Linked DNA regions of Homo sapiens: region 2 is linked to region 1. The links are chromatin loops, found by intact Hi-C in ENCODE. Cell type or tissue: endothelial cell of umbilical vein. All regions are shown on one strand.

Evidence for each region. A loop is a pair of places that touch in the nucleus more often than their neighbours do. Peaks named below come from ENCODE experiments on the same cell type or tissue, not always from the same donor. Only the 100,000 strongest peaks of a DNase experiment are listed, where the experiment ranks them.
Region 2: it touches region 1 in a loop (4-fold over the local background); 3 of 110 quality-filtered maps call a loop at or near these places.

The regions. Positions count from the first base shown.
Region 1 is chr7:12,767,257-12,775,256 of GRCh38, forward strand. No RefSeq gene overlaps it. Among named protein-coding and RNA genes, the nearest start is that of ARL4A, 84 kb to the left of the region's middle. In endothelial cell of umbilical vein, no CTCF peak of the experiment used is centred here; DNase peaks (open chromatin) are centred at 3,255 and 4,315; H3K27ac peaks cover 2,815 bases.
Region 2 is chr7:12,711,755-12,719,754 of GRCh38, forward strand. No RefSeq gene overlaps it. Among named protein-coding and RNA genes, the nearest start is that of ARL4A, 28 kb to the left of the region's middle. RefSeq lists an enhancer at 3,840-4,507. In endothelial cell of umbilical vein, no CTCF peak of the experiment used is centred here; DNase peaks (open chromatin) are centred at 2,017, 4,087 and 7,947; H3K27ac peaks cover 2,509 bases.

The DNA of each region.
Region 1 (8,000 bases):
GCGTGAACCCGGGAGGCGGAGCTTGTAGTGAGCTGAGATCGCGCCACTGCACTCCAGCCTGGGCGACAGAGTAAGACTCCGTCTCAAAAAAAAAAAAAAAAAAAAGAAAAGAAATAAAATGCATAGCAATATAAAAAGAAAAAGGAACTAAAATTCTATCTGTAGATCCCAAGTTAAGAACCCCTGGGAAGAAGCTTGCTTCAAGTTGAGTGAAAAAGCCAGGAAGAAGTAGCCAGATGATGATGGTAAGAAGGTAGAAAAGAGTATTCCAGGAAAGAGAAATATTACGTGGAAAGAGTAAGAGGTAAGAGTAAGAGTAAGAGGCCAAGGCACAGGCAAAGAGTTTGCTTTTTCAGCTCAAAATTTAAGGGTACTGTAGGTCCAGCTAAAAACAAAGAGACTTGCTCTTTTTAATCATCTGTGCAGCTATAATAAGGGCACATGTATGATGCGTCCTTTAGTCTATTTAGTCTATTATACTTTGTTATATAAACAGAATATATAAAAATCTTTCTATAAATTGTTCTCTATGATTATGTACTAGTGAGAAAATAAACATGTTGTTTTAGTATATCAAGCTGCAAATATTACTATGCTAACTTTCAAAATGAATGATTTAAAATAGACTATACTGATCTGAATCACTTTTTATGTACAATATTAAATCAGGAATCAAATCACAGCTGGGGACCTAAATGTATATTTATAAGAGATATTCTTCTCTGCTCCTGGGATTTTCATTCTGAAATACCTTTAGTAGAAAAGCAAAGCACATAATAGTAGTTGAACTTTTCTGTAATGTGTTTCTGGAGATTAGGTCATTATGCGGGTTTTAAAAGACATGTTACAAGCATCAGATATTGTGTTTCCATTACATGGGGACTCAATAAGTACTTAAATGAAACCAAAAATACTTTTCATCGACTAACGAAAAGAAGAGCAATGCAATAAAAATATGCTAGCTAAAGACAGTTTAGTTGTGTGTGAAATCATGGATTCACCCAGTCCTTAAAATCAGAAAAAAAAAATGAAATGTTTTAATTGTGAGCCTTCTGCTTAATAGCTTCTGTGGCTGAAAAAAATCCCTGAGACTCAAGTTTCCTTATGGGTAAAACAGGGATACTAATACTTACACTTTGGTATTAACTAAAGAGAGCACTAAAGACAAAGCTCTTAGTACAGTATAGCAGTACACTGTAGTTTCCTCTTCTTTCACCTGGACTCTCCTGACATCTCTCTGATCACCCCACTTACATATACAGATAGCTCAGGAATTGACAGAAAGGAGTAGAAGAAGTTGGGTAGTACAGCAGGTTTGAGCAGAAAACAGACTAGAGTTTCTATGTAAAATTTTTAGGCTATTGATTTGAAAATCAGACTTCCCCAGATAGTTTCCAGATACTAGAGTTAGCTATGAATGAATTTTAATCATTTAGAGACCCCTTATGTGATAGCAGTTTTTATAAAACTATGCTGAAGGAACAGTAAGGGTAGATAAATTAAAACAAGTTTCAATGGCACATGCCTGTAGTCCCACTTACTCAAGAGGCTGAGGCAGGAGGATCACTTGAGCCCGTGAATTAGCGGCTGCAGTGACTGTAATGGAGCCACTGCACTCTAGCCTAGACAACAGAGTGAGACCCCTTCTCTAAAAAAAAAAAAAAAAAACCTCAAAAGAAGAATATGTTCTGAGATATATTTTCTGAGATGGAACAACATAATTTAAAAGGGGTTATATATACATAGGAATTTTTCTTCTGATATATTTTAAACTCTCAACATTTGATTGAGTTTGACAAACTATATTGGGAACCTATTAGGTGTCAGGCTCCACACACAGTACTTCAGATCCCAAGGCAGATAAGATGTGCTTGCTGGTCTCAAATAAGTCTCCGTGGAATTTAGAATATTTGTGGGTAGGAGGTAGTGGGATGGGTGAAAGCCTAGGGGAGGGGCACCCACTATGCACCAAAATAGCTAAATATTCAATGACATTAATGCAATTATAATATAATTCCAGTATAGGGTCACAAGCAGATAAGTGAGCTATTTAATTCTACCTGGGGCAGAAGAAGCCTCTAGGGAGGTGACAGGTTCTGGGATTCTAAAGAAAATGTATATATAGACCCAGGTAGGAAACATATAGTGGTTGAGGACTAAACCCAATCTGAGGAAAGATGAAGAGATTTTCTGCAAAAAGCAAAACAGACTGCTGAATTATGACAGAAATTGAGAGACCACATTCTAGCATAATGGTTTTATTTTTTTTCCTCTCATCATATTTTTACACACATACTCACTCATACATATTCTTCAGGAGTTTGAAAATTGTTTCTCAGTCTTGCTTTTCACATTAGGAAAAAATGTAGAGTAACTGGATCCAAATGTTCTGTCATTCTGTTACACAGAAAGAAGGAATTCACTTTACAAGAAAACAATTTGATGCTTTGTTTACATTTATGTGAATATTCACCTTCAAGTGGGCCTCACTTACACAGGCAGGGAGGTTCTGCAAGATAATTGGTAATAGGCGCCCTAATATTTATATTTAGTAGGTATTCTGTGGATGGTGCTCCTTCTCATCTATCTCTGGGGCATCTGCTTTCTAGAATTCTTTATGGTGTCCTTGTTAATCCATCCTGAATTCAAATGAACCAAGCAAAACACAACATTTAAAGTGAACAAATGTGTTTAATTGCTTCATTCTGAGAAACAAGGGAACCAAGAAAGGCCAAATCAATTGTGTTACACTAAACCAACAAAGACTTCTTTGCAAGAAACCCTTGTTGTTATATCAATATTTATTGCTTACTTTTCATTAGAAGCTACGCGCAAAGTTGCAGCCCTCTCCAGAGTGAGAAATGTTGAGACACCTACAAAGCAAATTGCCTTGCTTTTGGCTTGTCTGTCGGTTGTTATTTTTTAAACCATCTATCCATGCCCCTTCCCATCACCATGCCTAACATAGCACTTCTTGTGAAGATCTCTTGGTGGTTAAACAATTCACAATTATTAAATGTGACTTTCTAGAAGTTGCAGTCACCTGGATAAACGGGCTTTTGCTGCTGGAGGTTGGTAGGGTAAGGAGGGTGGTGAGTGTTTGAACAGAGTATTGTGGAATAAATAGTTGAGCCTGCTGTGGCATTCTGCCACAGGTCCTCCCAGATCCCGTCTTCTTTTGCTGGAATTCCCTGGCTCCCCTCCAGTTCACCCAACTTATCAAACAGATTGTTTGGCAAAGGATAGAAAGAGGTAGAAAATAAAGTGAAATTGAAGATTTGGGCAGACACACTCCTGTTTCTATGTAGAATCTCCTAGGCTGTTGATTTGAAGGTCTTAGTACTCCAGGTACTTTACATATCTTTGGGTTAAATATGTATACGTTGTCATTTTAATTGCCAAAGTTACTTGAACTTCTACATAACACAGCCACATTTTAAGGGACTTTAAAAAAGAACATGTCAGTTTTGCTCCTAATGGATAAGTGCATACCACAAGTGCAACACCACCTGATGGCTTCTCTTTCTTTTTTTAAGTGAAGTAGGACTTGGCTAGATAGTAACTGATTCTAGTCCATGAGACATGCATCCATCCCCATTAACCTGTAATCTATGATTGCAGTTTCTCTATTTAGTTTGACAAATGAATCTTCCAAACAATGACCAGCTCTTTTGGGGAATGTGAAGCTAATGATGCTCCTTCTTTTACAGAACTAGTTTGACATTCCAATTGTGCTTTAAAAGAAACATACGTTTTTAAGCTTTTTACTGCATAGAATTAGCATTCTTTTTAACTTTTTGACTATTCATGGACATAATGAACAAGCTGTTCTATTTGTTGACTGTGGATATCCTGTAGCTTCTAGGCTGCACATTTCGATATGCAATAGAGTTGTAATAAAATATGAGCAAGGCAATAAAACAGGAAATATTGTAATATATTTTTGCAATGAAGGCTTTGAATGCAGAAAGTTCGCAGATCTCTTCATTACAGTTCCAGTGGATAGTTTATTTCTCAGCTTTCATTAAAAGAAAAAAAAGTTGTGGATGTGTGATTCTGCTGAATAAAGCTGGATATAAATGAAGTATCTGCAACACAATCGTAGGAAACATATTTTTTGTTTTGCTAGTACTTGCTTATGTTACTCATATGAATAATATGATTGATTTTTACTTTATCTCCAACTGGCAGTATAGTCATAAATCTATCTGTGAGTTACCAAGTGCAGGATAAAATGTTATTTTTCCTCAGTGTGGTCTCATTTGATTACAATTGCAGCCTTGCCTGGCTGCATTCCATCCATAATTAATCGTCTCTTTGGTTTCCAGTTGCAGCGAGGCCAGGGCTGTAACCGTTCACATCTTTAGACGATGGTCTACTACGCCAGCTGGCAAGTGAATGGAGACCTTTCACACTGAGTCTAATGGACGCAGAAGGCTGAGGCTTTGTCAGGGCAGCTCTTTAAATGACATCGTGGCAGTAAAGGTCCAACTTGCTGTGGCTGACAGTCTCTTTGGCACCTCACCCTTCTGAGTAAACACCATATGCAGAGAGGTTTCATTTTGCCAATTTATTTTAGTGCCTTTCATTCCATGATAGAAAGTATTCTCAGTGGTGATAGGAAAATGAATTCCTTTAAGGCTTTACCTCAGGGGCCGGATCACTCTCTCTTTCCTGTGTATTGTGTTATAAAATCCCATTAGCATTAGTGACTGTCATTTTGTCATAATATAGATATTTGTTTCCTATCATATTATTTATTACTTGGGCATATGGTTGCACATTACTCCCAGGGAAAGAATGTGAAATATAGCAGGCAAAAAAGTTAGATTAAGTATCCACCCACGTCTAACACTGAGATTTATTTTTGAGCAAGAGGGCATGTTACTACTCAATTATTGGTACAAAGACATATTAGATGTAATTTTAAATAGATGTATTTAGTACTTATTTTGCTCTCTGTAGTGCTACTTTAAAAACAGCAAACTACATGGGTTCGTATCATTTGGTATAAATTATGATAGAATCTTATAAAGTGTCAGAACTCCAGTCCATTTGTGATTGTTCAAAAAATATTTAAGCCAGATTCTCAAACTCAAATATCTTTGGGAGCCATGCAGGTTACTCTGAGGGAAGTGGGTCAAGTACAATGATTTCGAGAGACCAAGGATAACATTAAGGAAGCAGTCATAAAAAGGGCAGCTCTAGCAGATTATTGGCATGTGGGGAAAATGAAGAAGCTAAGGAAAGTGGGTCTGTTACAGGAAAGGGGTCCCCAGTCCAGATCCCAGGAGAGGGTTCTTGGTCACGCACAAGAAAGAATTCAGGGCAAGTCCATGGAGTAAAGTGAAAGCAAGTTTATTAAGAAAGTAGAGGAATAAGAGAATGGCTACTCCATTGACAGAACAGCCCCGAAAACCGCTGGTTGCCCATTTTTATGGTTATTTCTTGATTATTTGCTAAACAAGGGGTGGATTATTCATGCCTCCCCTTTTTAGACCATATAGGGTAACTTCCTGATGTTGCCACGGCATTGGTAAACTGTCATGGCGCTGGTGGCAGTGTAGCAGTGAGGGCGACCAGAGGTCACTCTTGTCACCATCTTGGTTTTAGTGGGTTTTAGCTAGCTTCTTTACTGGAACTGGTTTTATCAGCAAGGTCTTTATGACCTGTATCTTGTGCTGACCTCATATCTCATCCTGTGACTTAGAATACCTTAACTGTCTGCGAATGCAGCCCTGTTGGTCTCAGCCTCATTTTACCCAGCTCCTGTTCAAGATGGAATTGCTCTGGTTTACACACCCCTGACAGGTTTAGCAATGGCACCAGAAATGATCCTTCTTTTGTCAAAATAAGCCAGATATCTAGATTTTTATCTGACACCCCTTGTTTTTAAATGTTAAAAACTGCAAAATGTTCAATTAAAAAAACATTTTTAAAAAGTTGCTATGTTTAAAGAGGGCTGGACCTGCAAGCTGACTTTGCATTGTACCAAAAGTCTTAGAATAAGACATTAAAAATGAGCTTCCCATTCCCCTTGAGAACTATGACAAGACAAGGATGCCTGCTCTTGTCATTCTTATTTAACATAGTTCTGAAAGTGCTAGACAGAGCAATCAGGCAAGAGAAAGAAATAAAAGGCATTCAAACAGGAAAATAAGTCAAAATATCTCTCTTCATTGACAATATAATTTTATACGTGGAAAACCCTAGATTCTACCAAAAAGCTCTTTGAATTGATAAACAACTTCAGTCAAGTTTCAGGATACAAAATAAATCTAGAAAAATCAGTCGCATTTCTATATACCAATAACGTTCAAGCTGAGAGCCAAATCAAGAATGTATTCTCATTTACGATAGACACTCAAATACACACGCAGACACACACACACACACACACACACACAGATACCTAAGAATACATCTAACCAAGGAGGTGAAAGATCTCTCCTCAAGGAGAAATACAAAACACTGCTGAAGAAATCAGAGATGACATAAACAAATGGAAAACATCCTATGTTTATGGTTTGGAAGAATCAATATCGCTAAAATGGTCACACTGCCCAAAGGAATTTATCAATTCGATGATATTCCTATCAAACTACTAATGTCATTTTTTTTACAGAATTAGAATAAAACCATTCTAAAACTTGTATGGAACCAAAAAAGAGCCCAAGTAGCATCCTAAACATAAAGGACAGAGCCAGAGGCATCACATTACCTGACTTCAAACTATACTATAAGGCTACAGTAACCCAAACAGCATGGTACTGATACAAAAACAGATGCATAGACCAATGGGACAGAATAGAGAACCCAGAAATAAAGCTGCACACCTTCAGCTACCTGATCTTCAACAAAATCAACAAAAATAAGCAATGAGAAAAAGACTTCTTATTCAATAAGTGGTGCTGGGATAGCTGGCTAGCCATATGCAGAAGAATGAAACTGGACTCCTTCCTTACACCATATACAAAAAGTAACTCAAAATGGATTAAATATTTAAATGTAAGACCTCAAACTATAATAATCCTAGAAGAAAACCTTGGAAACACCATTCTGGACATTGGTTTTGGCAATAATTTATGACTAAGTCTTCAAAAGCAACTGCAACAAAAACAAAAATTGACAAGAAGGACCTAATTAAACTCAAGAGCTTCTGCTCAGCAAGAGAAACTATTATATCAACAGAGTAAACAGACAACCTAGAGAATAAGAGAAAGTACTCACAAACTATACATCTGACAAAAGTCTAATATCCAGAATCTTTAAGGAACTTAAGCAACTGAACAAGCAAAAAACAAATGACCCTATTAAAAAGTGGGCAACAGACATGAACAGATATTTCTCAAAAGGACACACAAGCAGTCAACAAACATATGAAAAATTGCTCCACATCATTAATCACCAGAGAAATGCAAATCAAAACCACGACGAGATACCATCTCACACTAGTCGGAATGACTATTATTAAAAAGTCAAAAAATAACAGATGTTCGTGAGGCTATTGAGAGAAGGGAACACTTATGCATATTTGGTGGCAATGTAAATTAATTCAACTTCTATGGAAAGCGGTTTGGAGATTTCTCAATGAATTTAAAGCAGAACTACCATTTGACGCAGTAATCTCATTACTGGGTATATATCCAAAAGAAAAAAAAATTATTCTACCAAAAAAAAAAAAAAAACCCACTTACACTCATATGTTCATTGCAACACTACTCACAATAGCAAATACATGGGATCAACCTAGGTGCCTATCAATATAGTGGATCAGATAAAGAAAATGTGACACATATACACCATGCAATATTTTGCAGCCATAAAATAGAATGAAATCATGTCCTTTGCAGCAAGCAATATGGATGCAGCTGGAGGCCATTATCCTAAGTGAATTAATGCAGGAATGGAAAACCAAATATTTATATTCTCACTTATAAGTGAGAGATGAACATTGGGTATTCATGGACATAAAAATGACAACTATAGACACTGGACAC
Region 2 (8,000 bases), 56 kb before region 1:
CCATGCTCCCGCCTCAGCCTCCCGAGTAGCTGGGACTACAGGCACCCGCCGCCACGCCCGGCTAATTTTTTTGTATATTTTTTAGTAGAGATGGGGTTTCACCGTGTTAGCCAGGATGGTCTCAATCTCCTGACCTCGTGATCTGCCCGTCTCGGCTTCCCAAAGTGCTGGGATTACAGGCGTGAGCCACCGCACCCGGCCTGTTCATTCTTTTAAGGCCTTCATTTTATTCCTGTTGGTTTCACTCACAACTGATAAAAAAGGTAAATGTCGTGTGAGTAGATAAAAATTTTTGAAAATTTGTTTTCAAAGTTGTTAAAGGAAAATACTCTTCTGAGTGTTTCCGTTCTGGATTGTTATTAGTAAGAAAAATATTTTCACAATGATACTATCAAGCATAAAATTCAGCAAATTATAATACTACCCTTATTACACAGTCTCAGGAAAAAAGGTAATAAGTATTATTTTGCATTTAGTGATAGAAATATTAAGGCTCACAATAACAATTGATTTTAAAATAATGATTAATTTTCCAGCTAAAGTTGTCATTTGACAAGCATTTACTGAAAGTACTTGAGAAAACGACAGCAGTAATTATAGCAGTAATAAAGCATAGCAGGCTAGACTTGCCTCTGTAATGCTCATGACTCTTGTGTAATGTAGATAATTAGCAAACTATCGAAACCACTGGAGGAACATCCTGTAACATGGTTAGGGAGACCTTTGTCCTCAGATTTGTTAGCTAATGACATTGTATAAGGATTTGGCAAGTAATTGAATTCTGTTGACTCTTAAATGTTTGGTAATGTACAGTTAAAACTATAAAGTCTGACAGAGGACATGGAGTTGGTACCTTTTCTTTTAAATTTTTCACAGCAATCTTCCAGTATGTTCTTATCTTCCTTGGAAAACCTAGTGTGTCTGTCTCCCAGCAGGTGAAATGAAATGACAATAGACTTTCATTTTGAAATTCAGCAATTTCGTAAGCTTATTGAAATTTTGTTTATCATTTGCTAAACTTTACTGGTATAAATATTACATGGCAGAAATAAAATTATAAGTTGTACATTAGTTTATTCATTTAAACTTTTGTAACACAAAGATCAAGAAACATAACATATTCTGTATTTTTGCCAACAAATATCTAAAATCATTATATTTTAAGTTACAATATCTGCAATCATAATAAATATAGGTCTTTTAAAATATAAAAATTTGAGGCATAAAAGTAATATGATATGTTCCAAGTCACAATGGCAGTAAATATAAATGCTAAACTGAAATATGAAAATCTAGTTGAGGATTTGCTTAGAGTAAGTTTGTAAAATTTGTTTTGAAGAAAGAAAAACAGATTGAAAGTATTTCTTTTTAATATGGTTTCAATTTAATTTAAAAACAATGCAACAAAGCCATTCTTATGTACACACATAGCCATTAAAGATGTTCCTAGCACAAAGATTCTCAAATGTTCCTAGTTCATTCCACCCTTAATATCTGGTAATTTTTTCATGGTGACTCTAGGAAAATAGGAATACCTCATTCGTTTATTAAGTAGTTAGGCCCAAATTTAGTAGTAGCAGTTTGTGTAGTGTCTGACTGATATTTCTGTGTTCCCCTAAAAATTTAAAAACACTATAACACTCCTGTGGGTTCACGGTATCATGATTGGGAACCACGGTCCTAGCAGCATTAAGAGTGTGTGTGTATTGTAGGGGAGAAAAAATAGTTTTACTCTACTTATTTTAGGTTCAGTGCTCGAGACCCCTGTATCAAACGAAAGACTAACAAGCAAAAAGCATACACATTTATTTAATATCAGTTTTCCGTGACAAGGGAACCTTCAGAAGGAAATGAAAACTCAATAAACAGTTTTAAACTTGAGTGTTTTTCCATAGTAGGTTTGATGAAGAGTGGAAAGTCATGGAGAAATATGATAGGACAAAGGGGATATGAGCTACATGTAATGAGCTGGGAGAAACTTGTCAAGGCTTATTTGTTCAGATTACTCTCTGTGACTCTGTGTCCTTGGAGATAAGGATATTCCTTTCCTCCAGGAATAGGGAAGCACCTCTCACATAAGGATCTTATGCACTGCTTCAAGGGAAGGTCAGAACATGCTTCCTAGGTTTTATGATCTGCTTCAGGGGAGAAGGGAGGCGGAACTTCACAGAGACCTTCCTGCTTATGCTATTTTCTCAAATTCCTTCAGCTTAAAATATTCAATATGCCAAGGTGCCATATTTTGGGGTAGTGTGTCCTGATGTGTGTGTCTCTCTCTCCTGAACTCTCTTATCTATCCATCCAGCCATCCTTCCACATCCACACACACACACACATATAAATCAGTCTCCTGCATTTTTATTTGCTAAGTAAAATTACATTCTGTTGTAATTTTCTCCTTGCACTTACCATGACTTGATATTTTCTTGTTTACTTAGTTGTTTATGTGTTTAATGTTTGTCTTCCTTCACTGGGCTATGGGGTCCAAGAGAGTAGGAAAGTTTTCTGCCTTGTTCCCCACTGTATTCCTAGAACCTAAAACACTGCCTAGTGTATACTACATATTCAGTACACACTGTTTGGGTGAATACACATCTTCCAAAGACAAATGTTCATTCTCAAGGACAGTACATTGTAGATAGAAATATTCTCTAACTCCCATATACTTTGTAAGAAACTTCACCTTTCTTGGAGTTCTATTATCACATAATTATAGACAGTGCAGTTTATCTTTTACTGCTCCCAATTGTGCCCTTCAGAACATTTAGAAAAGGAGTCATGTAATCTAGTTATACAAAGAAAAGCTTTGAAATAAATCGCTGTCCAACAAAAACCACACACACAAACACACATACACAAAACCCACTCTATTACATTTAGTAATCTTGGTGAAGGGAAGGGAAGTCATATATTTTACCAATTATAGGTATTTTAACCTTTTGTTTTCAAAACTATAATAAAAATATTCAATAGTGTATTGAATTTTAATTTGCAGGAGACTATCAACATATTAGGTTGCTTTGGGGTTAACTTTATAAATTTTTTTTCGCAAAAATCTCACAATAAAGCTTCTGCTAACTGTCCATGCATATTTTGAACTTTTTTGGAAATGTATTATATGTAATTTAATGAATTAAATTTTAAAAATGTGTTCTTAAGTTACTGGACTTTTTAGTAGTTTCAGGAAAGGTAAATCAATATAGTGTTTCTGGTTTATCCTAGTGAATGATTTTTTTTTCTGAATATGTGTTTCCTTGGAATTTAAGTTCCACAGATCATTGATATGTATAGTCTTTTTCACAAGAAGTTTACACATTTTTTTGGTGATGGTGGCTAAGTGGTCTTTAGGCAAAATGATCTGATGAAATTAAAATTGAGCAATTAGGAGGGGAATCTATTCAATATGGACTGATTATGAAAAATTCAGACCCCTTTTTCTTAATTTTCAGGGATCAGAGGGTTTTAAATTATATAAGTTTCTAAACATGTATTCTGTTTATTGAGATGAAGCCTAAATTGGTGGTGGCAGTGGGGGCTGTGTGTGAATAGAAACAGAAAAAGCCTACCATTGACGCCTTTGATAGATTTTAACTGTCCAATTAATTTGCGTACATGAAATGTGTAACATACCAATATTTTGCTCCCGGCACACAGATCTCCAGTGGACATCGACAATCAAAGCTTCTATGATTATTTCACAATATTCAGCAATCCACCCAATGCTAACTGGGATGTTTGATTTTGCAGCCTCTTTCAGAGCAGTTGCTAAAAGTGGCTCCACATCATAAGAGGGCTTCCCTCCCTCAATCCATGAGAGCAACTAGGTTTTGCATCAGTGAAAGGAAGAAAAAGCAGGAGTTTGGCAAGAGGCTGCAAAGAGACGGCACTGGGCTCCACTAGAGTTCCTTCCCACCGCGTTTCTCATCCTGTCTTCTGCCTAGTGGATATGTCTGCGTGGGCGTGCACACACATTGGCTGATGAAACCCCCTTCCTGTTGCACAGGGTCAGAACTAAGCGAGGTGGGTGTAGCTTTGGAGGGTTCTGAAATCTAAGAACCAGCTTCCTTTCCCACCGCTTTCCGCTGAGTCAGTTCACTGCAGAGTGCTCTGCAGGATCTGGAGGCCTTTGTGTTCAGATTATTTTACTAGCTACAAAAGCCACACCCTTGTGCTACACAAACAGAACACTTTGTCCTTCCAGGAGGTCCGTAGTTTGACCACAGTTCTGGGATTTCAAAGCTGCCTCACAGAGGCTTGCCTATTGTAATGTAAAGTGTTGAGCTGAGTGACTGTCCCTGTGTTATAATGCAGCTTCACAACTGCTGGTTTAATGGCTTACCGTGCTAGTGGGGCTTTGAACAACAGACCCTGTCATTTAAAACAGGCTCAGAAATCCATTTATTACCAAAAAAAATTTCAATGACAGTGAGAAAAAAATGGAATAATGCTTTTTGATTTAGAAAAAATCTATTCATTTATTTTTTATGTTTCATTTATTTATTTTAGACAGGGGGCCTCACTATGTTGCCCAGGCTGGCTCAAACTCCGGTCTCCAAACCATCCCCTTGCCTCAGCCTCCCAAGTAGCTGGAACCACAGGGGCGCATACACCTACCTACTCTTTCTTTTTTTTTAAAAACAAAACAAACCCCACACATCCATGTATAGCACACACACACGCACACACACACACACACATATATACGGTCAGTAAATGACCATTGGTGCACAGGCAGCTGTAGGAAAGAAGTGGTGTAGCGGAAGGACGGCTGAATTTGGACACTGAGCTTCAGTTGGCAGCGTAAGTCCCCTGCCTTCCAGCCTGGGAGCAATCATCTTCATGAGATTTTAATTGTATTCCTGTTCTCCTCAAACCCTGTTACAGACTCAAATGCATCTTACATAATTATTACATTTTGAATTCAAATAACTATAAATAACTGCCTTTTACTGAATGGTGATTACATGCACTATACTAAATGCTATGCTCATTTTCTCATTTTATTCTCAGCATCACTTTATGAAGTCACTTCTGTAATCCTCTTTTCACTAATGAGGGAAGAGAGGCTTAGAGATGTTAAATCTCTAGACATGGCCACACTGTTAATAATGGGGAGAACAGAGCTTCTAGCAAGATCTGGTAGTCTCCAGAGTTCAAGATTGCATCTGCTAAGAAACGTGGCCCATTAATTACAGCAGCCTTAGCATAAAGTAGGGCTTGGAGGCCAGTCTGGTCAAACTAGGGGGTCAGAAGACTTGCTTTGAAGTGCTGACTTAGGAAGCACGTTGTTTTTATTTAGATGGTGTAGGGGAAGTGCTGATAAATATTACCGGACAAGTAAGCACCTCTCTCCACTGGCCCAACAAGCTCTCTCCCGCATACGCTTGGCACAATCACCATTGCCTCTTTTATTGCTTTGCAACAGTTTTCATAAAATTATTTGGGGATCATTTTTGCTCCAGCTGTGCAGACCTCTTTTAAGTCTTCCTTTTTGCATTCAGACCCCCTCCCTGGAATGGACATTCATTATCATCCATCAAACAATATCCTAACTCTTCTTCAAAGTGACTCTCAGAAAACATTCATGATGACATTTCTTTTTAGAATCTCACACCTAGACTAATCTACACCTACCAATTTTAGTTATTACAAAAAACTGTTGTAAAACAACCTGCTCCTACCCTTTCGTTTGTTTGTTTTCTTCTTTTTCTTTTTGATATGGGGTCTCGCTTTGTCACCCCGTACCAGGCTGGAGTGCCATGGTACAATCATAGCTCACTGAAAACTCAAACTCTGTGGCTCAAGTGATCCTCCTGCCTCAGCCTTCCAAGTAACTAGATCTATAAGCACGCACCACCACACCTGGCTACCCAGCTAATATATGTGTGTGTATAGATGGATGTATCTTTTTTGTAAATATATTTTGTCTGTTTGTAGAGACAGCTGTATAGACAGCTAATATATGTGTGTGTATAGATGGATGTATCTTTTTTGTAAATATATTTTGTCTGTTTGTAGAGATAGCTGTATAGACAGCTAATATATGTGTGTGTATAGATGGATGTATCTTTTTTGTAAATATATTTTGTCTGTTTGTAGAGCCTGTTTGTAAAACAGGAAGGGGGGTTCATCAGCCAATGTGTGTGCACGTCCACACAGACACATCCACTAGGCATAAGACAGGATGTTTGTATTGCCCAGGGTGGTCTCAAAGTCCTGGCCTCAAGCAATCCTCCTGCCTTGGCCTCCCAAAATGCTGGGATTACAGGAATGAACCATTTGCCCAGCCGCTTTTTTCTTTTTCTCCCTTCCCTCCCTCCCTTCCTCCCTCCCTCCGTCCCTCTTTTCCTTTTTTCTTCCTTCCTTCTTCTTTTTTTTGAGACAGCGTCTGTCTCTGTCGCCTAGGCTGAAGTGTGCAGTTGCACAATCTCGGTTCACTGCAACCTCCACCTCCCAGGCACAACCAATCTTCCCACCTCAGCCTCCCAAGTAGCTGGAACTACAGGTGCAAGTCACCACATCCAGCTAATTTTTATATTTTTATAGAAATGGGGTTTGGCTGTTTTGCCCAAGCTGGTCTCAAACTCTTGGGCTCAAGCGATCCACCTGTCTTGGTCTCCCAAAGTTCTGGGATTACAGGCATGAGCCACTGCACCTGGCTTGAACCAATTTTTTTCTTAACTAAAGCCAATTGGGTCTGTCTGAGGCATTTAAAAAGTTTTTGACTTATATTTTTATTTTAGATATGAAACCTTAATATCAGTCAAAATCAGTATAAATAACATTCATTTGATAAGAAAAACTAAATACAAATAGTTCCAAGAAGTGTTAATATTTTTATCTTAATTGTTTTTGTAAGATTGAGCTGATTTGATCACTCCTTCTAGAAACACTACTCTCTCGGCTTCTGTGATATCACACTCAACTGATTTCCTTTCTACCTCTCTTGCTGTTCCTGCTTGTTCTCCTTTGCTAATTTTTACTTCTTTACTCAATTGCCAAATGCTACAGCATTTTGGATTTGCTTCAGTCTCTGTTCTCTATCCATTTTCTATTCATTGTTGACCTCATCCAACCCCATGAATTTAAAAACGATCTCTATGCTGATGAGTCTAAAATTTCTGTCTTCCATCCTGACATCTCCGCTGGTTTCAGATGTCTAATCCACATCTCCCTTTGTATGTTTAATTAAAATGGTTGTCACATGTATGGAAAAGGACTTTTAACTATCCTAGCCTTGTCCAACTAATTAAACCACTATTTACCTTGTTGTTCAAGCCATTTCATAGTCTTTTGTTTTTGTACCTCTCCATAGCTCTTCTCTTCTCTCTCTACAGACTAGCTTTTCTGCTGTGTATTACTTTCCTAGGGCTGGTGGCCAGGGCTGGATCCCAATTCCAGCCCCTGGCCTGGAAAAGTCACTGTGGATCAGGCTATGTCAGCTATAAATCCTGATCCTCCACAGGCAGAATAGGATAATAATCATGTTCTATGATCAGGTCTCAGGCATGGCTATGGGTGGGGCAATTTTCAGAGAAGGCAGTTGGTGATGCATGGGTTGCGCAGTCTTCCCAGTAATGTTTACTACACAGCCTTGCCAAATTTTCAGGAGTTTTTATATTCCTGACGCCCTTGACTTGCACATTCATGTAAAGAATCAGAAAGGAAAGATCATGCTTTTATCAGTCATGACTGTAGTCCAAAGACTTCTTTTTCTGCTCTATCATTTGTCTTTTTCTTACTGATTAAGAAATAACTTGGCCTATGTGATTTACCATCCCTCCTTGATATGAGACCTTTCTTCAAGATCAGTCCAGCAGGTTTTATTTTACTTTATTTTTTCCCTGAATGTGCCAGCCGAGTTTAGACAACGTGCACTTGCCAAGTAGGCCTTTTAGGGAGTAATCAAATATACTAGAAGCTATGATGACTAAGTACCCTCAAATTCAACCCGAGTCTGTTAAAATTGTCTCAACTGTAACCTTTATAATATGATCCTG